Regions from separate parts of the Homo sapiens genome. Here region 1 is linked to region 2. The links are chromatin loops, found by intact Hi-C in ENCODE. Cell type or tissue: PC-9. All regions are shown on one strand. Links, peaks and the distances in the headings refer to the core of each region. The heading gives the core; the rest is flanking DNA. Region 1 overlaps SRL (sarcalumenin). Region 2 has its middle 20 kb from the start of ADCY9.

Region 1 (10,410 bases), core at 1,203-9,202, 79 kb after region 2:
CCATGCCATGCTGTGCTTAGCAGGGCACAGGGGACCCCTTCCTGCTGGAATCTCAGCTCCTGCCTGCACGTGCCTTCTCTTCAGGCTCAAGCTCCGTACTGGTCCTGGCTCCTGATTTGCAGGAATCCAATTTAATTCTGTGTTCCCAGGGCCTGGCACCCTGCCTGACCCACAGAAAGTGCTGGAAGAGGTCCGCGGTCAGATTGGGGTACCAAAACGAATTCCTGGTCCCTTAGTGGGGGACAGGACAGGGAGCTGACTGTTGCTCAGTTTAATCTCCTTTCATCACCACCTACATACCTGTAAGTCCTGACTCCTTCACCTACATCTCTATCTCTCCACCTTCCACCCCTGCAGAAAAATCTATGGTGGGAATTTGGTTTAATCAGAAGAGACTGAATGTCCTCTGAACAGCAGGATACGTATAATGTATATGACATACATCTGTATGTACATATCTGAGATACAGCCTGCCAGGCAATGCTTAAGCACTTTATATATAAAACAGTATCTTCATCATACTGAATTTTCTTAATCTTACTTGTTTTGGTAAAATGAGTATTACTCATATCTTTTTTTTTTTTTTTTTTTTTGAGACAAGGTCTCACTCTGTCACCCAGGCTGGAGTGCAGTGAACGCGATCTCGGTTCACTGTAATCTCCACCTCCCGGGTTCAAGCGATTCTTCTGCCTCAGCCTCCCGAGTAGCTGGAATTACAGGCGCATGCTAAGTTAATTTTTGTATTTTTAATAGAGACAGGGTTTCACCATGTTGGCTAGGCTGGTCTTGAACTCCTGATCTCAAGGGATCCACCCACCTCAGCCTCTCAAAGTGCTGGGATTACAGGCATGAGCCACCACACCCAGCCTCATATCTCTATTTTTACAGATGAGAAGTCTGGAACCAGAGACATTGAGGCCCTTGTTGAATGTCACACAGCTAATAACTGGCTTGGGCCATGTGACTTCAGAGCCACAGTATCCCCCGGGAGCCTGTTAGAGACGCAGACTTTTAAGCCCCAGCCTGGACCCATTGAATCAGAATCTGCATTTTAACAAAATGGCCAGGTGATTCCTGTGCACATTACAGTCTGAGAAGCGCTGGGCTACACTGCCTCACAAACTGCCCCTCAGCCAGCGACTCTCAGCATTGGCTGCATATTGAAATCACCTGCTTCTTGGTCCCATGCTTCCCTTTCTCTGCAGTTTTGATTTAAATAATCCAGGGTATAGCACCAGCATCATGATTAAAAAAAAAAAAAGTTCTTAGGTAACACACAAAGTTGCAAACCACTGCAACTACCAAATCAAATAATCTTGACCCCCAGGCTTCAGCTCCCAGGCCCTCCCTACTCGCAGGCCCACCCCACTAAGGATCCCCATTGTGGGCTCCCACGTTGGGGGGGGTCTCCTAGGGCCTGGCATTTGCCTTTGGAACAGCAGTAGTTAAGGCTTCTCCTCTGGGAATCCAGCCCTTTCCATGGGCTCCTGTTGTCCTTCAATGATGATGGTGATGACCGTGCCGATGATGAGGATCGTGATGATGATGATGATGGTGATGATGGTGATGGTGATGACCATGCTAATGATGAGGATCGTGATGATGATGATGGTGATGATGATGGTGATGACCGTGCCGATGATGAGGATCGTGATGATGATGATGATGGTGATGATGGTGATGGTGATGACCGTGCCGATGATGAGGGTCGTGATGATGATGATGATGGTGATGATGATGGTGATGACCGTGCCGATGATGAGGATCGTGATGATGATGATGATGGTGATGATGGTGATGGTGATGACCGTGCCGATGATGAGGATCGTGATGATGATGATGATGGTGATGATGATGGTGGTGACTATGCTGATGATGAGGATCGTGATGATGATGATGATGGCAGCAATGGTGGTGATGATGATGATGGTGATGACGACGATGACGACGATGGTGATGATGGTGAGAGTGATGATGACAATGATGATGAGAATGATAGTGGTGATAATGATACTGAGTTGAATGAACTCTAGGTCTGATGTCCTATAACATTTCTGACAGTCTCAAAAGCCGTTTTCCCTGGTAAAGGTGAGAGGGCCACACAGTCCCAAGGGGGATGAAAGTTCCAAATGTTGGAGGTTCACCGTGACCATGACCTTCACACTGCTGTGTGTTTCCACTCCTGCGCCCTGGGCAGGAAGCAAGGTGTGTGCATATGTGTATGCACATTTATATTCAAGCTCTTCCCTGGTTTTCACAACTTAGGGCTGAGCTTCCCCTGAACTTCTGCTAAACAATTTGGAGTAAAAAGGACTGAGGATAATGGCTTCTTACACTGTGACCTTTCTCCCAGGCTAAAAATAACTGCTCCAACAGAAAGTCTCTCAATGAAACAAGCTGTCCCATTGGGCCCCAGAGCTCACTCCCCAGGAAGCAGCTGTGCCACTGGACCCAGTTCTCCTCTTGGAGGCGCAGACAGAGGTGTGGGAGCCTCCGATTACACTCACTTCCATCGCATGACATCTCACTTCAATCCTGGGAAATCAAGGCTGGTGTCTTTCCCACCTCCCTTGCTTCTTGCCGAAGCACCCTATTGGCCCTGGAGCAGGGAGGCCGCAGAGGACCCAGGACACCCTGGAGAGGTGAATCCCCAGTAAGATGAGTCTTGGTCTATCCTGGGACATGAAGTACCGCACTGTATGTGCTGCTGCCAGGGTGGCCCCCCCGACTCCGGCCAGGCCAGGCCCGGGACTGACGTCAGGGCACAGGAATAGCAGGCCCCAACTCTGCCCAGAGACCATGGGAAGGCCCCACCCCACTCACACCCAGTCCAAGCACAACACACAACAATCCTGCTTCTCCCACCAGCCCCTCTGCCACCAGCCTTTCTCGGGGGGCCAGCTTTCCAGCAGGTCCCACCAGCCCCACAGCCTCAGGGCAGGCCCAGGCTCAGTCCCTCTCTCCTCTCTCCATCACCAACCAAATGCCCTGATTTTGTTTCTTCAGCCCTGTCTCTTTCCAAAGCACTTCTACATGGACTCAGAGGACTATGGAGTTGCCAAGGGCCCTCGTGAGTCCAACTGTAAAGGAGGACGCTCTGGCCAGATACCTTCAGAGACTTGCCCAAGATTGGGGCAGGGGTGGGACAGAGTCCAAATATATGAACCTTAGTCTGGAGTTCTTTTTGCCCCCATGGAGTTCACAAACCATGTCCCATGAAGTGCTAGGGTTCCATAGAAGTGACTCATGGGGTGAGGAAAGATCAAACAGCAGAGACAGCCACCCACTTTGTACTTCCTGCTCTCCTTGAATTTGTCTGCCCCAGTGTCCACAGAGAAAGACTGCAGGGAGATTGGCAAGCCCTGCTCCTTTACTCTCCTCGCTTCTTCCTTCAAAATATTAGTATCTGCCTTGAGCCTCCTATCCATTATTTTCTCCAACGTCCCAAGACATCCTGCTTACAGCATCTTTTTTTTTCTTTTTCTTTTTCTTTTTTTTTTTTTTTTTTTTTTTTTTGAGACAGGTCTTGCTGTCGCCCAGGTTGGGGTTCAATGGCACAATGACACCTCACTGCAGCCTCCACCTCCTGGGCTCAAGGGATCCTCCCACCTCAGCTCCCCCAAACAGCTGGAACTCCATGTGTGTGCCACCACATCCAGCTGATTTTTTTCATTTTTGTAGAGATGAGGTCTCGCTATGTTGCCCAGGCTGGTCTCAAACTCCTGGCCTCAAGCGATCCTCCCACCTCAGCCTCCCAAAGTGCTGGGATTACAGGTGTGAACCACGCTTACAGCATATTTTCACTTTGCCAGTCCACACGTGCCAGGCTCTCAGCTGGGTCATCTCCTGCCCTCACGTAGGACTCCATCTTTCCAAGGTAGTTTCCTGTGCTTATTCTTCTCTGATGCTCCTAGCAGCCCTCTGAGGCAGAAAAAGCAAGGGTTGTTAACCTCTCTTGAAATGAGGAAACAAACACACGGAAGTCAAGTCGTTTGCCTCACAAGTCATTCCAGGGATGGGCTGGAACTCAGGCCAAGAGACAGAACAAAGCTCCCTGGGAGCGACCATGACCTGCTGAGCTGTTCAAGCCCAGATACCCAGCTTCTGGGGCTGGGTCAACGTGTACCTGTGTGTTTCACAAGGGGATTCTACAGAACACCAGCATTTCGGACCCTCTGCACTAGCCATCCTCAGTACCAAGGGCCAGGAAGCTCTGTCTTGAAGTTGAAACTAGAGATGGAGAGAATAGAGGTCAGGACCTGTTTTCAGCCCACCTCTGGGTGTTGAATGTATTCAGTGCCTTCGTGCAATCAAATGTAGATTCTATTCCAGCCCGTCCAAGTCTCCTTAGCACATGTTTATAACAAGTACCTGCCAAGGTTATTCTTCCACATGACTTCTCATCCATTTGAACTAGAGCTAGCAAGTCCAAAGTCATGCGTAAGTAAAATACCTCTGACCATTACTCATACACAGTTATGCAAATCAGTCATTAGTAACAGAATCCCCAGCGGGGGCAGGAATCACTCTCCAAATCTCTGCCTGGTTCATCTGTCCCAGAGAGTGAGGAGCACCAGCCATGGCATACATGTGAGCCCCATGTCTTGCCCCCATCCACCCCCCGCCCCACGTTTTGGCTCTCATTGGCTGTATATTAAGTGCAGCAGGGAGCAATTCAGAAAACAGAGTTCATGCCGCAGAGCAGGCAGCCTGCCCCCTTCCTTGTTCTAGATCTTGTCTCTGAACACTCGTGGACCGGGCAAACGTGGGCCAGCAGCCTCTTCTGGTGTCCTGTTTTTCCTTGACTTTATCCTACTGGGTAAACATTCACTGCTCAGGACCCCTTGCTCTTCCACTTTTTTTTTTTTTTTTAGACGAAGTCTCATTCTGTCGCCCAGGGTGGAGTACAGTGGTGCGATCTTGGCTCACTGCAACCTCTGCCTCCTGGGTTCAAGCGATTCTCCTGCCTCAGCCTCCCGAGTAGCTGGGATTACAGGTGCCTGCCACCACTCCTGGCTAATTTTTGTATTTTTAGTAGAGACAGGGTTTCACCATGTTGGCCAGGCTGGTCTCAAACTCTTGACCTCAGGTGATCCACCCGCCTCAGCCTCCCAAAGTGCTGGGATTACAGGCATGAGCCACTGCACCCGGCCTCTTCCACTTCTTAGATGAAGTCTTAGGACAACTTTGCAGAAGGCTGTTGCCCATAAGGACCCGAGAAGAGAAATTCTGGCTGGAGGAAGGCTTGTCTGCATTCTCCCAGGACCCCTGAGGTCCTCTTCTGCCATTCTCTCAGCCTTTCCCTCTTCTCCCAACATGGGCGACCAGAGTGCAGGGGCTGAGGCAGCCATTCTTGGAAGGCTTCTTTGGCTTCCTGGCCATGCTCCTAAAGTCAAGGCTAATCCCACTGGGACAGCTTGTCCCTGGCTGGACTCTAGCCCTTAAAATGATTCATCCAGGGAATCAGATACAATGACAAAAGTATGACAGGGTACAATGACAAAGGTAGCAATCAGAAAGAACCTTGGGATTTGGGGGTCCAGAGAGATCTTCTGATAGACCAACTGGCTTGATTTCACTCATGAACAAAACCCCAAAACCCTGGTAAGTGCTTGTCCCAAGGCCATGGGGCTAGTTAAGGTAGTAGGCAGCAGTCTGCTTCTAGAACTCAGCTCTCTATGGACGCTCTCCCAGCAGTGGGCCAGCCAATAAGAGGGTCTAAGTCTACCCTAGGACAGTGATTTCTTAGCCCACCCTCTTCTACTCTTCAATAACAACTGTTTTAGGCTGGACGCAGTGGCTCTGAGAGCCCATGGCTCACACCTGTAATCCCAGCACTTTGGGAGGCCGAGGTGAGAGGATCCCTAGAGCCCAGGAGTTTGAAACCAGCCTGGGTAACAAAGCAAGACCTCTGTCTTGCTTACTACTTGCTTTGTCTTACTACTGGCCCATCTTTCCAAAAAATTTTAAAATTAGCTTGGCATGGTAGCGTGCGCCTGTGGTCCCAGCTACTGGGGAGGCTGTGGTTGACGGACCTCTTGAGCCTAGGAGTTTGAAGTTGCAATAAGCTTTGATAACACCACTATACTCCAGCCTAGGCAACAGAGGGAGACCCTGTCTCAAAAAAAAAAAGGATTAAGACTTCAGCACAATTGTTTTTAACCCATAGAGTCCTGAGAATTGACAGAATAACTTCACTCCTCACCCCACCTCCAATTCCTGGGAATTCTTGGTTTGGGAGGTAGAAAGAAATTACCAGAAATCCCACAACCATCATATATATACATGCTTGTCACTGATGCCTGGAGGAGTCATCAGTATAAATGACTATTCACTTTTATTTTATTTTATTTTTATTTTATGTATTTATTTATTTTTTGAGACAGCATCTCTGTCACTCAGGCTGGAGTACAGTGGTACAATCTCAGCTCACTGCAACCTCTGCCTCCTAGATTCAAGCGATTCTCCTGCCTCAGCCTCCTGAGTAGCCGGGACCACAAGTGCACGCAACCACACTCGGCTAATTTTTGTATTTTTTGTAGAGATGGGGTTTCACCACGTTTGCCAGGCTGGTCTCAAACTCTGGACCTCAAGTGATCCACCCGCCTCAAGTTCCCAAAGTGCTGGGATTATAGGCATGAGCCACGATGCCCAGCCACTATTCACTTTAAAAAGACAAATACCTCAGAAAGAGCAAAACATTATATCCTAACCCCTCAGTATGAGTCAATCACTAGCAGGGATACTCTATAGAGCACTCAGTTTTTCCAGAGATCAGCCGTGCCTGCAGTGAACAGAAATCCTTGCAGAAGGCCTTGGGCCTGCTGCCTCCCTTCAGAGGGGCCGAGCTGGGGAGGAAAGGGAAAGGAAGGGGAAAGGGATGCAGGCTGGGTTCTGAGACAGACCAAGGCAGGTGGCTGGCTTCCCCCCACATCCCAGTCCGAAGAAATCCAATCTCCCTGGGATCTGTGGGGATGAGGTGCTGGTCTAACTTTTGGGCCCCAGACAGGAAAAGACTTACTGGAAGCCAAGGGAGCGTGGCTCCCGCAGGTCTCAGTCTAACAGCTATCCTGGGTTAAAGTCAGAGCCATCTCCAGCTTGGCAGGTGAAGGGGTCAAGGAATCTGGGCCCACCCCATCCCCAATCCAGGGAAGCTGGAGGGAATCTTCTTGAGAAACGTGGGAGCTTGGGAAATGGGTGTGACACCTTCCCTAGCCTGAGCCAGGCCCACGGCTATGCCTTTTCTTTCTTCCTGGGGCTGAGGCTCCAGCCTCCTAGATAGTGGCTGGTCTCTCTGAATGCACCTGGAAGTCAGGAAAGCTGGGTTCTGCCCCTTACTCTTTTTCTTTTTTTACAGACCCTGTCCCTTAGAGACAGGGTCTTGCTCTGTCACCTGGACTGGAGTGCAGCAGTGTGACGAAAGCTCACTGCAGCCTTCCTACTTGTCACACTTCAGCCTCCAGAGTAGCTGGGACTACAGGCACGCGCCACCATGCCTGGCTAATTGTTTTATTTTTTGTAAAGACAGGGTCTCACTATGTTGCCCAGGCTGGTCTCAAACTTCTGGGCTCAAGCGATCCTCCAGCCTTAGCGTCTCAAAGTGCTGGGATTACAGGCGTGAGCCACTGGCCCCTCCCCTGCTGTCTTACCACTGGCGCCCCCACCCCCCGCTGTCTTACTACCCAGCGAAGTAACCTTGGGTTGCTCCTTACTCCCTCTGCACACAACTTTATTCGCCCATAAAATGTAGATAACAATACCTGCTTTGCCAGCCCCATCAGAGCGTTTTAAACATCAGGTGGTGCTCAGAAGCATTTCAATAAATGTCAGCTATGAGCATCATTCTTTCCTAGAAGAGCAAAGACACCAGGCCAAATCCCAAATTTGCTGAGTGGGCCACAGCAGAGCCAGCTTCGGACAGGAGCCGAGCCAGCTGGCCCTTCACGCTGTTCCTTTAGCCCTCCGGGTCTGGGGGCTCAGTCAGGGGGCCCGGAGCCATCCATCCTTCTGCCAGGGACTCCTCCTCCCTGGCTGCCAGCCAGAGGCAGCTCAGGCGAGGAGCTGCAGGGTGCCTGGGGGTGAGCCCTGCGCTCTTGGTGAAGTTCTGGCTGGTCTGGGAACGGAGCAGGCTGAGCTGTCAACACTCCCAGGGGCCAGGAGCTCGTTCTGCTGATCCCAAAGTTAACCCCTGCAGTCCCTGACTCCAGCCTCAGTCAGCCCTGATTCACCAGCAACATCTGAGGCCACATGTGGCCTCCCCTTTCCCCACCACGTCCCATCCCTTCTGTCCAGTCACTGAAGTGAGGTGACCCCGCACTTCACCCCAACGCAAACGCGCACTCAGGAAGTTTAAACAGACCCATTCTAAGGGCCACGTCTTTCTGAGAATGGGAGGGAAGCCCTTTCCGAAGGCAGAGGACCGGTAAGGGCCCTTCAAAGCTCTCTGAAACAGCAACACGGTCGGAGGGAGGTCATTAGCAGTGCTGTGTGGCTTCCTCATCCTCATGGTAAGTGAGCACTGGGAGTAAGACAATCAGCCCTTCAGAAACCACTCGGGCCTGGAGAACGCAGCCAGGGCTGAGCCACAGAGATGGGGCAGGAGCAGTTCTGGCCTCCAATATACAGCGGCGCTTTGCTCCTCTCGCACAAGTGAAATCACAGCTGATGTCTCCATGGCTTTGAAGAGCCTCACACACAGGCCCGCTGGACCACGTGGGCCCTGCTCCTCCATCACCAGCAGCTCTGTCCCCATTAGCAGAGCAGGTGAGAGGAAATGCCACACCCAGAGTGCCAGACAACAGGGCGCACAGCCCCCAACCTGCTCAGCCGGGGAGGTGTCCTCAGCCATCTCTCCTACAACTGCCAGGAAGACCACAGAAGCCGGCGGTTCCCAAGTCTACGCAGAGTTAGTTAAGGAGGAAGGCCAGGCCTCTGGCAGAGCTAGGGCAGCAAGAATACACAAATGTCCTGCCCATGTGCCCCAGCTCATAGACCTCTCTGGAAAAACTTCTGCCTAGACACCAAAAGGCCAGATTTTTCAACCTTCTTTCCCAGAGGGTGTCACCGAATCCATGACAGATGGGCCCCACCGCCAGGTCCTGGCATTCATGGCCCCAGGTCTCATCTTATTTATCCTTATGGTTATTTTTGCATTCAAGGCTCTAGAATCAGAAAGAAACTTAGAAAGTAACTAGCCCAACTCTTTAGCCCAACTCTTTCTTTTCACAGAGGAGGAAACCAATGCCCAGAGAGGAAAAAGGAGCTTGCCAGAAGTCGCCAGTGCACTGGGACAAAGCTAGAACTAGAGACAAGGTCTCCTGACCCCGCAGCCGTAGTCTTCCCATAGGGGGCCCAGACAAATACAACTTCCCCTTCTCCCAGACGTTTCTAAGCTTTGGATGCTCACATCCTGCCCTGTCCCTGGGAGCTGGGGCCCCTGGATTGCTCATCTGTCCCCCTATTGTTCCTACAAAGGACAGCCCCTTGGTGAGTCTCAGAGGGCTGTGTCGGGGCAGCCACAGTAGTGTCAGGCTGGCGCCCTGAGCACAGCTTTTTTTTTGAGACAGTCTCGCTCTATCACCCAGGCTGGAGTGCAGTAGCGCGATATCGGCTCACTGCAACGTCCACCTCCCAGTTTCAAGCCACTGATTCTCCTGCCTCAGCCTGTTGAGTAGCTGGGACTACAGGTGCATGCCACCATGCCTAGGTAATATTTTTTATATTTTTAGTAGAGATGGGGTTTCACCATGTTGCCCAGGCTGGTCTCAAACTCCTGCACTCAAGTGATCCTCCCGCCTTGGCCTCCCAAAGTGCTGAGGTTACAGGTGTGAGCCACCACGCCTGGCCTGTATGGAGATTTTAGGAAGGACCCAGGGTGAGGGTTAGCTCCCTGCATTCAGCATTAAGTCTGTGGTATTCCTGGCGTCAGCAGAGGCATGCAGGAATGGTTGTCATCACCACCAAGAGACAAAGGACAGTTGGTTCCATGAGGGCTGTGTGAGATCAGCTCTTAGCTATCTGAGTTCAAGGTGGCAGAGGCCAAAAGAAGATGGGACCAGAAGAGCATTCCAGCGTCTGGGTCATTAGAGAAGGGAAGACCCTCCCAGCCCACCTTGCCGCTCCGTGAACAGTACAAACTCTGGATGCCTCCAGAGCAAATCTGACCATTACCCTGAATTTTCACTCCAGAGTACAGGTGTCCAGAACACCCAGCCACCCTAAGGGGAACCATCCTAGAAATCTCACGTCTAGGCCAGGTGTGGAGGCTCATGCCTATAATCCCAGTACTCTGGGAGGCCAGATCACTTGAGGCCAGGAGTTTGAGACCAGCCTGGCCAACATAGCGAAAATCTGTCTCTACTAAAACACACACACACACACACACACACACACACAAATAACCGGGTGTGG
Region 2 (10,410 bases), core at 1,020-9,019:
CCTGTAATCCCAGCTACTAGGGAGGCTGAGGCAGGAGAATCACTTGAACCTGGGAGGCGGAGGTTGTAGTGAGCCGAGATTGCACCACTGCATTCCAGCGTGGGGGACGGAGCGGGACTCCATCTCAAAAAAAAAAAAAAAGGGTATTTGTTACTTTAAATTAAAAATATCTTTTTCTACTTCCACTGCACAGTCATTTTTCTGGCTCTCCCCACCACACCCCTCACCCTGCACAATTACCCCTCTTGCATGTACCTCTCTAGCCGTGAATCTTCAGGGATGGGAATATGAGGTTCTTGAGATGGGATTCATCGCGGGAATGACTCCAAGAAAAGCTGCCAAGTGAGGCTTTCATTCACTTCCCCAAGATGAAAGAGCTGATCTCTCGCCTGTGTTCCCCTCACAGTCAGGACCTGCGTCTGTTATTTACCACCATGCAATTTAAAATTAGATGCGTGTCACCTGAGGCTCTAACAGCTGGAAGGCTTTAAAATTAGATGCGTGTCACCTGAGGCTCTAACATCTGGAAGGCGGTGATCCAGTCACATTTATGCCACCTGAGGGAACAATCCCGGGTAAGTAGTCCCAGCGGGGCTCAGAGGTTCAGGCTTGTCCCACACAGGGTCCAGGAAGGGCCGGCACTGGGGCAGCCTGGCTCCTGGGCCGTGGGGCTTCAATGCAGGCTGTCCGCACTTCATTGTCCCTCACCACACCTGCTACTAGAAGCCCATCGGTGACCACAGTTGGAGAGAGGGAAGGCCACACGAAGCAAGAAGTGCTGCAAAATCGTGCGATGCTGAAAAGGGAATGCTTGTTTGCAGTTTCGTTCTCCCTGGTTGAGAGCCAACTTTCTTTAATAAGCACAGTTCAAATCCTGGTAAAATCCAAAGCCTGAAACCACCTTTTCCCACCTCTTGAGTTGCACAAACGTGCATTCACAGATACCAGGGTGCAACATGCTGGGACGTTATATTACGTGTAAATCATCATACAAACACCCTGGGCTTTTGAAACATGGCTTGCAAGAGGGTTGCACCCAAACTCTTGGGCCAGGCACAGTGGCTCACGCCTGTAATCCCAGCACTTTGGGAGGCTGAGGCGAGGAGTTCATTGACATCAGGAGTTCAAGACCAGCCTGGCCAACATGGTGAAACCCTGTCTCTACTAAAAATACAAAAATTAGCTGGGCATGGTGGCAGGCACCTGTAATCCCAGCTACTTGGGAGGCTGGGGCAGGAGAATCGCTTGAACCCGGGAGGCGGAGGTTGCAGTGAGTCGAGATCGCGCCACTGCACTCCAGCCTGCGCAACAGAGTAAGAGTCAGTCTCAAAAAAAAAAAAAAAAAAAAAAAAAGAGCCCAGACACGGTGGCTCATGCCTGTAATCCCAGCACTTTGGGAGGCCAAGGTGGGTGGATCACCTGAGGTCAGGAGTTCAAAACCAGCCTGGCCAACATGGCAAAACCCCCTCTCTACTGAAAATACAAAAAATTAGCTGGGTGTGCTGGCACGCGCCTGTAATCCCAGCTACTTGGGAGGCTGAGGCAGGAGAATTGCTTGAACTCAGGAGGCGGAGGTTGGAGTGAGCCGAGGTTACGTCATTGCACTTCAGCATGGGCGACAAAGCGAGACTGTCTCAAAAAAAAAAAAAAAGGGTTGTACCCAAAGTCCTGTGAGTCTCACAGTAGTCCTGCAAGTAAGAGGACAGGACAAACCGGCCCCCTCGGACAGACAGATGCGGGCTCCGAGACTCAGAGCCAGTGTAAATGCCTCCTGGAAAGTCACAGCCATCCCATGATAGAAGAATCTGGGGCTCGAACCCCAGGTTTCTATCCCAGTGTTCCTCTCTGCTTGACCCTTAGAATAATAACCACCATTTATGGTCACTTACTCTGTGACAGTCATTTTCCACTTATTATTTCCTTTGATCCACACCACGCTTTGAGGAAATCAAATTTAGCCAATAAATACTAGAGGAAGCATTGAACTCAGGTGTGTCCTAAATTAGAAGGCCACCTTCTAATTCAGCTGCATTCAATTACTTCTCTTCCTTCCAGTTCAGTTCCACTCTTTATTTTTTTTTGAGACAGAGTCTCGCTCTGTCACCTAGGCTGGAGTGCAGTGGCACGATCTCAGCTCCCTGTAACCTCTGCCTCCCAGGCTCAAGCAATCCCTCACCTCGGCCTCCCAAGTAGCTGGGACCACAGGAACGCACCACCACATCTGGCTAATTTTTTGTATTTTTGGTAGAGACGGAGTTTTGCCATGTTGGCCACTCTTAAAAGGACACCTGTCATTGGATTTAGGGCCCACCCAGGTAATCACATCGCGAGATCCTTAGGTTAATTATATCCACAAAGACCTCATTTCCAAATAAGGTCATATTCACAGGGACTAGATTTAGGAATTGCACATGTCTTTTTGGGGGGATACTGTCCAACCTAATTCAAGGACGAGGCAGATTCAGGCCTACAGTATCCCCAGTCCTCAGTGGTAGCTGCCTCTGCCACAACCCTAGGAAGGGTCAGGCCTGGGGCAGGCAGCGGGAAGCAGAATCAGCCCTGGGCGGGTCTGGGCAACCCATCCGTCCAAGAATCAGAGACAAGGGCCAGCATGCTGGTTCCCTGGGCAGCAAGTGAGTAGAACACAGGGCCAGGCAGGGCCGAAATCGTGGTTCATGAGGCTCGGGGAGGTCGAGGAAAGCAAGCGAAACCCAGAGAACTAGGGCAGCACTGCCAGGACAGTGCTAACATCACATTCCTGGGCTCCTTAAGTCTCCCGAGAAGGTGCAAATTGCGTTAATTGCCACTGCTGAGGCCAGGCCATGGCGCCCTGCTGGGGGCTAACCTTGCGTGACCCGTCAGACCAGAGCTGGGCTTCCTCCTGGTTTGGTATCCGCTGGAGCTGTAAGGGCCCGAGGGTCACAGTGCCTCTTGCAGGAGGTATGGCCTCACCAGTGCCCAGGCAGGGACAGTGGCCATTCAGGAGTGCCCTGGTTTCCAAAGTGATAGAGGTCAGATGTGCCTGGCCACACGCAATCCTGGGCTTCATTTATATGCAACAAACCCATTATCTGCTCCCAACAAATAGGGAAGGAGGCTAAGACGTAGGCGGATGAAGGGAAAGTGCCTCCAAGACCTGCAAGTTAGGATAGAGCTGGCAGCCAGGGGTTAGGGAAGTGGAAGGAGGCCCTGCGGGTTCTGGAAGAGGACTGTGTGCAGCTACAGCAGCGGGCTTTGCAGTGGGACTGCCTGGCTTCAGACCTTGGCTCTTCAGCTTGCTGTGCAACCTTGGGATAGTTACTCAACCTCTCTCGACCTCAGTTCTCTTCCCTGTCAACCGAAGACCAAAATAGAACCTACATTATAGGGCTATTATGAGGATTAAATCAAACAAGCCAAAAAAAGCACTTCACACAATACCTGGTATGTAGTAAATACTCAACTAATGCGGGCTATTATCAACCAGCCACACTGGAGGGAAGCCTTGAAGGAGGGTGTGGTTTTCTGTGTCAGCTTGGCCAGGCTATGGTATTTGGCTGTTTGGTCAAACGCCAGTCCAGATGCTGCTGTGAAGGTATTGTTTTAGGTGTGATTAATTAATATTTATATCAGTAGACTTTCAGTAAAGGAAATCACCCTTCACAATGTAGGGGGGCTTTATCCAATCAGTTGAAGGCCTTAAGAGAAAAGACTGAGGTTCCCAGAGAAATAAGAGATTCTGCCTCCAGGCTCAAGGCTGCAGCATTGGCTGGGTGTGGTGGCTCATGCCTGTAATCCCAGCACTTTGGGAGGCTGAGGTGCGTGGATCACCTGAGGTCAGGAGCTCAAGACCAGCCTAGTCAACATGTTGAAACCCCGTCTCTATTAAAAATAGAAACATTAGCCGGGCGTGGTGGCACACTCCTGTAGGCCCAGCTACTCGGGAGGCTGAGGCAGGAGAATTGCTTGAGCCTGGGAGGCAAAGGTTGCAGTGAGCCAAGATCACGCCACTGGACTCCAGCCTGAGTGACAGAGTGAGTCTCCATCTCAAAAAAAAAAAAAAAAAAAAAAACAAAACACCAGGACTGCAGCATCAACTCTTCCCTGAGTCTCCAGCCTGCTGGGCTGCTCTACAGATTTCAGACTTGCCAGCCCCCCAATCCCATGAAACTATTTATTTATTTAGAGACAGGGTCTCACTCTGTCACCTAGGCCAGAGTGCAGTGGTGTGATCATAGCTCACTGCAGCCTTGACCTCCCAGGCTCAAGCAATCCTCCTGCCTCAGCCTGCAGAGTAGTTGGGACTATAGGTGCATGCCACCATGCTCAGATAATTTTTAAATTTTTTGTAGAGATGGGATCCCATTATGTTGTCCAGGCTGGTCTCAAGCTTCTGAGTTCAAGAGATTCTCCCATCTCAGCATCCCAAGTTGCTGGGATTATAGGCATGAGCACTGCACCTAACTGACAATTCCTTTAGGTAGGTAGGTAGCTAGAGGATAGGGATGGATGGAGGAATGGATGGATGGATGGATGGATGGATGGATGGATGGATGGTTGGTTGGTGGTTGGGTGGATGGTTGGTTGGTGGTTGGGTGGATGGATGGATGGATGGACGGTTGGTTGGATGGGTGGGTGAATGGATGGATGGGTGTGTGGATGGATAGACAGATATAGATCTAGCTATCTATCCTTCTATCTGTCCACATATCCTATCAGTTCTGTTTCTCCATAGAACTCTAATACAGTCAGATTAGTGGCCAGAAGACACAAGGACAAATGTCCCAGGCAAAGCCCAAGAGTGTGGGCTGTGCTATGGAGGATCAAACAGGCCAGTGAAGCCACCGGGCACAAGGTGCAAGAGAAGACATCAGGAAATGAAGCAGAACTGCAGGTTGTAGTCATGGTGCAAGGTGGCTCAGCAGCCAGCTGGAAGCCTTTGGAAGATGGAGAGGCAGAGAGTGAGCGTAGGGCTGTCCTTGAGGAAGAGGCATGCACAAAGCCAGCCATGCACACTCCCCAGCCGTATCTGCTGCCAAAGCGAAACCAGGATGGCTGTAGAAATTTGCTTCAAATGAAGAAACCTGTCCCTTGACGGGGACAAATGATGTCAAGCACAAGTGCAGAAGCAGACCACATTCCTGCCACACCATGGCTCAAAGTCACAAGGCAGAAACACCTGAGAAGGGGGGAAGGTCTGAAGGAGGAGCCAGGTCTGGCCACGTTCTCCTTTGGAATCTGGGTGTGGCCACCCTACATGGGGATCTGGAATGTGCCGTGCTGCAAAGTGAATTCCTGGTGCATTTTTGAGGCTCAGGTGATCCCGAAGTTATGGCTGTCATGAGAAAGCAGCACCCTGCAGACAAAAGGTTCTGGAAGGTGGGCAGTACAAGCTGGCTTCATCCAGGAGCCCTGCTCACAGCCTGGTGCTCAATGGATATCATCCCCACCGGAAGTTCTAGGAGCTGCCCTTGGTTAATGAGCCTGGCAGCTAAATGGCGTCACTTGCCAGGTCACATGGGCAAATGGCCAGCGCCTCGTTCCTGGAGACAAGGCGGAGTCATTCAGTTCTTTTGTTATTGTTGCTAGAGATGGAGTTTCACTCTTGCTGCCCAGGCTGGAGTGCAGTGGTGCAATCTCAGCTCACTGTAACCTCTGCCTCCCAGGTTCAAGCGATTATACTGCCTCAGCCTCCTGAGTAGCTGGGATTATAGGCACCCGCCACCACACCTGGCTAATTTTTGTATTTTTAGTAGAGATGGGGTTTAACCATGTTGGCCAGGCTGGTCTCGAACTCCTGACCTCATGATCCTCTCACCTCAGCCTCCTAAAGTGCTGGGATTACAGGCGTGAGCCACAGCGCCCAGCCTAACTTTTGTATTTTCAGTAGAGACAGGGTTTCACCATGTTGTCCGGGCTGGTTTCAAACTCCTGACCTCAGGTGATCTGCCCACCGCAGCCTCCCAAATTGCCGGGATTACAGGCTTGAGCCACTGCGCCTGGCCTGGAGTCATTCAGCTCCAGGGGCTTCTTTCTTCCTTACTAAACGGCTTTGTGCAGGGAGCAGAAGTTCTGCCTGCCCTTTCTAATTGCCGGTCGCAATAATATCATTCCTATTTAAGACTGAATAATATTCCATTGCATGGATAGAGCGCATTTTGTTTATTCACTCATTTGTTGATGGAAATTTGCTTTGTTTCTACCTTTTGGCTACTGTAAAGATTACTGCTATGAACATGCATGTATAGATATCTGTTTTAAGTCTCTGCTCTTTTTTGGCTTGGTGAGGTGGCTCACGCCGATAATCCCAGCACTTTGGTAGGCTGAGGTGGAAGGATCACTTGAGCCTAGGAGTTTGAGATCAGCCTGGGCAACACACAAAGACCTCATCAAAGAGAGAGAGAAGAAAGAAAAGAAAGAAAAAGAGAAAGAAAGAAGGAAGAAAGAAAGAGAGAAGAAAGAAAAGAAAGAAAAAGAGAAAGAAGAGAAAAAGAAGAAAGAAGAAAGAAAGAAAAAGAAAGAGAAAGAAAAAGAAAGGGCACTTCAAGATGATGCAGGTTGGAACAAAAAAAACCAGATTATTATTAAACTTGTTATTAAACAGCACCTAGTTTGACAACACTTGGAGTTTGCAAAATATACGGACTCTCTTGGTTGACAAACAGAAAGGGGATTCTTCCCCAGTTGCTTCCACTGTCCACAGGACAGCAAGTGGCTGTGACTGCCTAAACGCCCTCCTCCCAAGTCACATCCAGCAGTGCCCTGCCTGCCACACCACGTCATTCGTGTCATTTCTCCCACAGGCAGCCCCTTCCTTTGTGTCAATCAAAAGCTGATGGGCACCCGGCAGGCAGCCGGTTTGCTTCTGTCGGCAGCAAATGCTGTCCACATTTCAGACCACTAGTGAAAGTGGAAAAGAAATTATTACCATATGAAGTTTCCTTGATGAAAGCAGATTTAAATTCAGCCTTCATCCCCAAATTTTCAACACTACTTTGACAGTGGTTTATCTATTCCATTTTATTTTTTATTTTTTTGAGACAGAGTTTCACTCTTGTTGCCCAGGCTGGAGTGCAATGGCGCGATCTTGGCTCGCTGCAACCTCCGTCTCCCAGTTTCAAGTGATTCTCCTGCCTCAGCCTCCCAAGTAGCTACGATTACAGGCGCCCGCCACCACACCCGGCTAATTTTGTATTTTTAGTAGAGATGGGGTTTCACCATGTTGGCCAAGCTGGTCTCAAACTCCTGACCTCAGGTGATCCGCCCGCCTTGGCCTCCCAAAGTTGACAGTAGTTTATTTTAATACGTAACTTTGAGTCATGGAATAACTGCAGAATATGCAACATATTTTTAAATTGTTTATCTGATCGTGGTGTCAAAATCCCAGTGATCAATTCATTAGGTTTGCTTGACTCCCAGAATTAATACATATTAATAAATATTTTGTTGAGTACCACTATGGTCTGAATGTTTCTGTCTCCAACAAAATCTATAGCCTCAGAGGTGATAGTGTTAGGAGGTGGGATTTTTGGGAGGTGATCAGGTCATGAGGTTGACGCCCTTATGAACAGGATTAGTGCCCTTATAAGAGGCTCCAGAGCTGCCAAGCCCCGCCCACCATCCGAGATCTCAGCAAGAAGTCACCTCTATGAACCAGGAAGCAGCCCTCACCAGACACTGAATCTGCCAGCACTTAATCTTGGACTTCCCAGCCTCCAGAACCTCGAGAAAAAAAAATTTAAGAGATAGGTTCCGGCTTTGTCCCCCAGGCTGGAATGCAGTGATGCAATCATTGTGGCTCACTGCCGCCTCAAGCTCCTGGACTCAACAGATCCTACCACCTCAGCCTCCCCAGTAGCAGGGACCACAGAAATGCACTGCTGCACCCAGCTGATGTTTTTTATTCTTTATTTTTGTAGAGATGGGGTCTTGCCATCTTGCCCAGGCCTACAGGCATGCACCACCATGCCTGGCTTCCAACCATAATTAATTCTATCAAGACAAGCAGAAAACTCACTTGGACATGGGTGCTGTTTTTTCGTTTATTTTGCCATATGACTAGACTGGGTTGTCAAGAAACATCCATTCCTCTGTGCTACCTGTGTTCAAGGAAAGGAAGATAACAACTGAGATAAAGTCTGACTTTTCAATCTAGAAAATTCCCCTTCTGGCAGCAAATGCTAGTCAGGAAGCAAGGCTGGAAAACACACACACAAAAGGTGTGAGATCAGTTGGTAGAAAAAGGCAATGCAGACCACGTCTGTGTGCAAGGCTGAGTCCAAGACCAAGTGTTGGCTCCTCACCCTGTGGTCCCAGATACACCTGCCATCCCCGCCAGGGCAATGACAGAAACACCACAAAAGGCTGTATCAGGCCAGGTGTGGTGGCTCACGCCTGTAATCCCAGCACTTTGGGAGGCTGAGGGAGGTGGATTGCTTGAGGCCAGGAGTTCAAGACCAGCCTGGGAAACATGATGAAACCCCATCTCTACAAAAAATACAAAAATTAGCTGAGCGTGATGGCGTGTGCCTGTAGTTCCAGGTGCTAGGGAGGCCGAGGTGGGAGGATCACCAGAGCCTGGGGAGTTAGAGGCTGCAGCGAGCCATGATTGCACCACTGCACTCCAGCCTGAGCAACAGAGTAAGACCCTGTCTCAAAAAAAATAAATAAATAAAAAGGTAGGCTTGTGCAAAACTGAAGCACATGAAGTCCATCTGTCCCTTTTGCTTCTGTGTGTCTGTCTCTCTCAATGAGTTGATTGCCCGTTGATCACACCCAGCCAGTGGGGTCCAGAAGACAGGACACTGGACCTGAGATTGAATCCCAGCTCTGAAAGTTGCCACCTAGATACCTCAGGCAAAGCCTGGTTTACCTCTCTGGGGAGGTAAACTCTGGGGAGGATTTCCCCCTCCTGAATAAGATGGTAAGGACTTGCTAAGGGAAAGCCCTTCATTCCTTCACCCTTCCTCTTCTTTCTGCCTGGAACATCAGTGTGAGGTGTGGAGGTACAGCAGCCATCTTGCAACCATGAGACAAGAGGCTTGAGAATGAGGTCTATGCTAAGGACAGAGGAACAGAAAAATGAGAAGAGCCTGGGTTCTTGATGGCATCAATAGTCATTAATACTGATATGGTTTGGATCTGTGTCCCCACCCAAATCTCATGTTGAAATGTAATCCCCAGTGCTGGAGGTAGGGTCTGGTGGGAGGTGATTAGATCATGGGGCGGTTTCTCATAGTTTAACACCATCTCGCTTTGGTGCTGTTGTTATGATAGTGACAGTGATCGGTGGAGCAGGAACAAGAGAGACAGCACCTCCCCTCTCTCTTTCTCCTGCTTCTGCTTCAACCATGTAGGACAAGCCTGCTTCGCTTCACCTTCCACCATGATTGGAGGTTTCCTAAGGCCTCCCTGGAAGCTGAGCAGATGGCAGCACCACGCTTCCTGTACAGTCTATGGAACTGTGAACAAATTCAATCTCTTTTCTTTATAAATTACCCAGCCTCAGGCATTTCTTTATAGCAATGTGAGAATGAACCAATACAGATACCAGCACCAAAGTGCCTACCGTGAACTTTTTCCTACCCAGGAAAAAGGAATTCTTTATTATCATCAGCCTCTAAAACAGGGCTTTCTGTTACTTGCCTCTGTATGAACTCCAAACTGACACGCTATCTAATTTATGCTGAGAGCACAGCTAGGGAACATGCCCAGGCATGCGGCTTTTACCTACTGAGCTGGACAAGATTGTGGAAGTGAAAGTAAAATTTGAAGATTGGATGAAAGATGTTAAAATCATGGGAAGGCTGAATAATTTGAGAATACTCAGACATCTCATAGGTGAGGAAAATGACAGTATTAACATTAATACAAAGAAGGTGATCAGTCAAAACATTCCTCACGAGAAAAGGTCCTTTGGCAAATACTTTCCTTTAAAGTAAATGAATATAACAGGCCAGGCACAGGGCTCACGCCTGTAATCCCAGCACTTTGGGAGGCTGAGGTGGGCGGATCACCTGAGGTCAGGAATTGGAGACCAGCCTGGCCAACATGGCAAAACCCCATCTCTACTAAAAAATACAAAAATTAGTCAGGAGTTGTGGCGCACACCTGTAGTCCCAGCTACTTGGGAGGCTGAGGTGGGAGAATCGCTTGAATCTGGGAGTCGGAGGTTGCAGTGAGCTGAGATCTCACCACTGCACTCCAGCCTGGGCGGCAGAGTGAGACTCCACCACAGCCAAAAAAAAAAAAAAAAGAAAGAAAAAGTGAATGAGACTGACTAGTTAATCAAGCCTTTCCAGCCTTCCACATGAGCCCAATAAATTGACCTCTCAGCCTGAAGACGCATCTGTGGAAATTTCCACCAATGATAACCTGAAGAGTTTGCTCCTGCCGCCTCGTGGGCAGCACGCCAGGCGTCTTCCCTCAGTA

The links. Hi-C counts contacts between places; a loop is a spot of excess contacts. Peaks named below come from ENCODE experiments on the same cell type or tissue, not always from the same donor. Only the 100,000 strongest peaks of a DNase experiment are listed, where the experiment ranks them.
Region 1: it touches region 2 in a loop (9-fold over the local background); 2 of 110 quality-filtered maps call a loop at or near these places.

The regions. Positions count from the first base shown.
Region 1 is chr16:4,209,915-4,220,324 of GRCh38, forward strand. The region is part of intron 1 of SRL (sarcalumenin); the gene reads right to left. Among named protein-coding and RNA genes, the nearest start is that of SRL, 27 kb to the right of the region's middle. In PC-9, for the core only: no CTCF peak of the experiment used is centred there; DNase peaks (open chromatin) are centred at 3,267, 3,987 and 4,437; H3K27ac peaks cover 1,724 bases.
Region 2 is chr16:4,131,190-4,141,599 of GRCh38, forward strand. No RefSeq gene overlaps it. Among named protein-coding and RNA genes, the nearest start is that of ADCY9, 20 kb to the left of the region's middle. RefSeq lists enhancers at 151-652, 653-1,152, 2,224-2,764, 2,765-3,304. In PC-9, for the core only: a CTCF peak has its summit at 5,079; a DNase peak (open chromatin) is centred at 5,222; H3K4me3 peaks cover 1,154 bases; H3K27ac peaks cover 1,745 bases.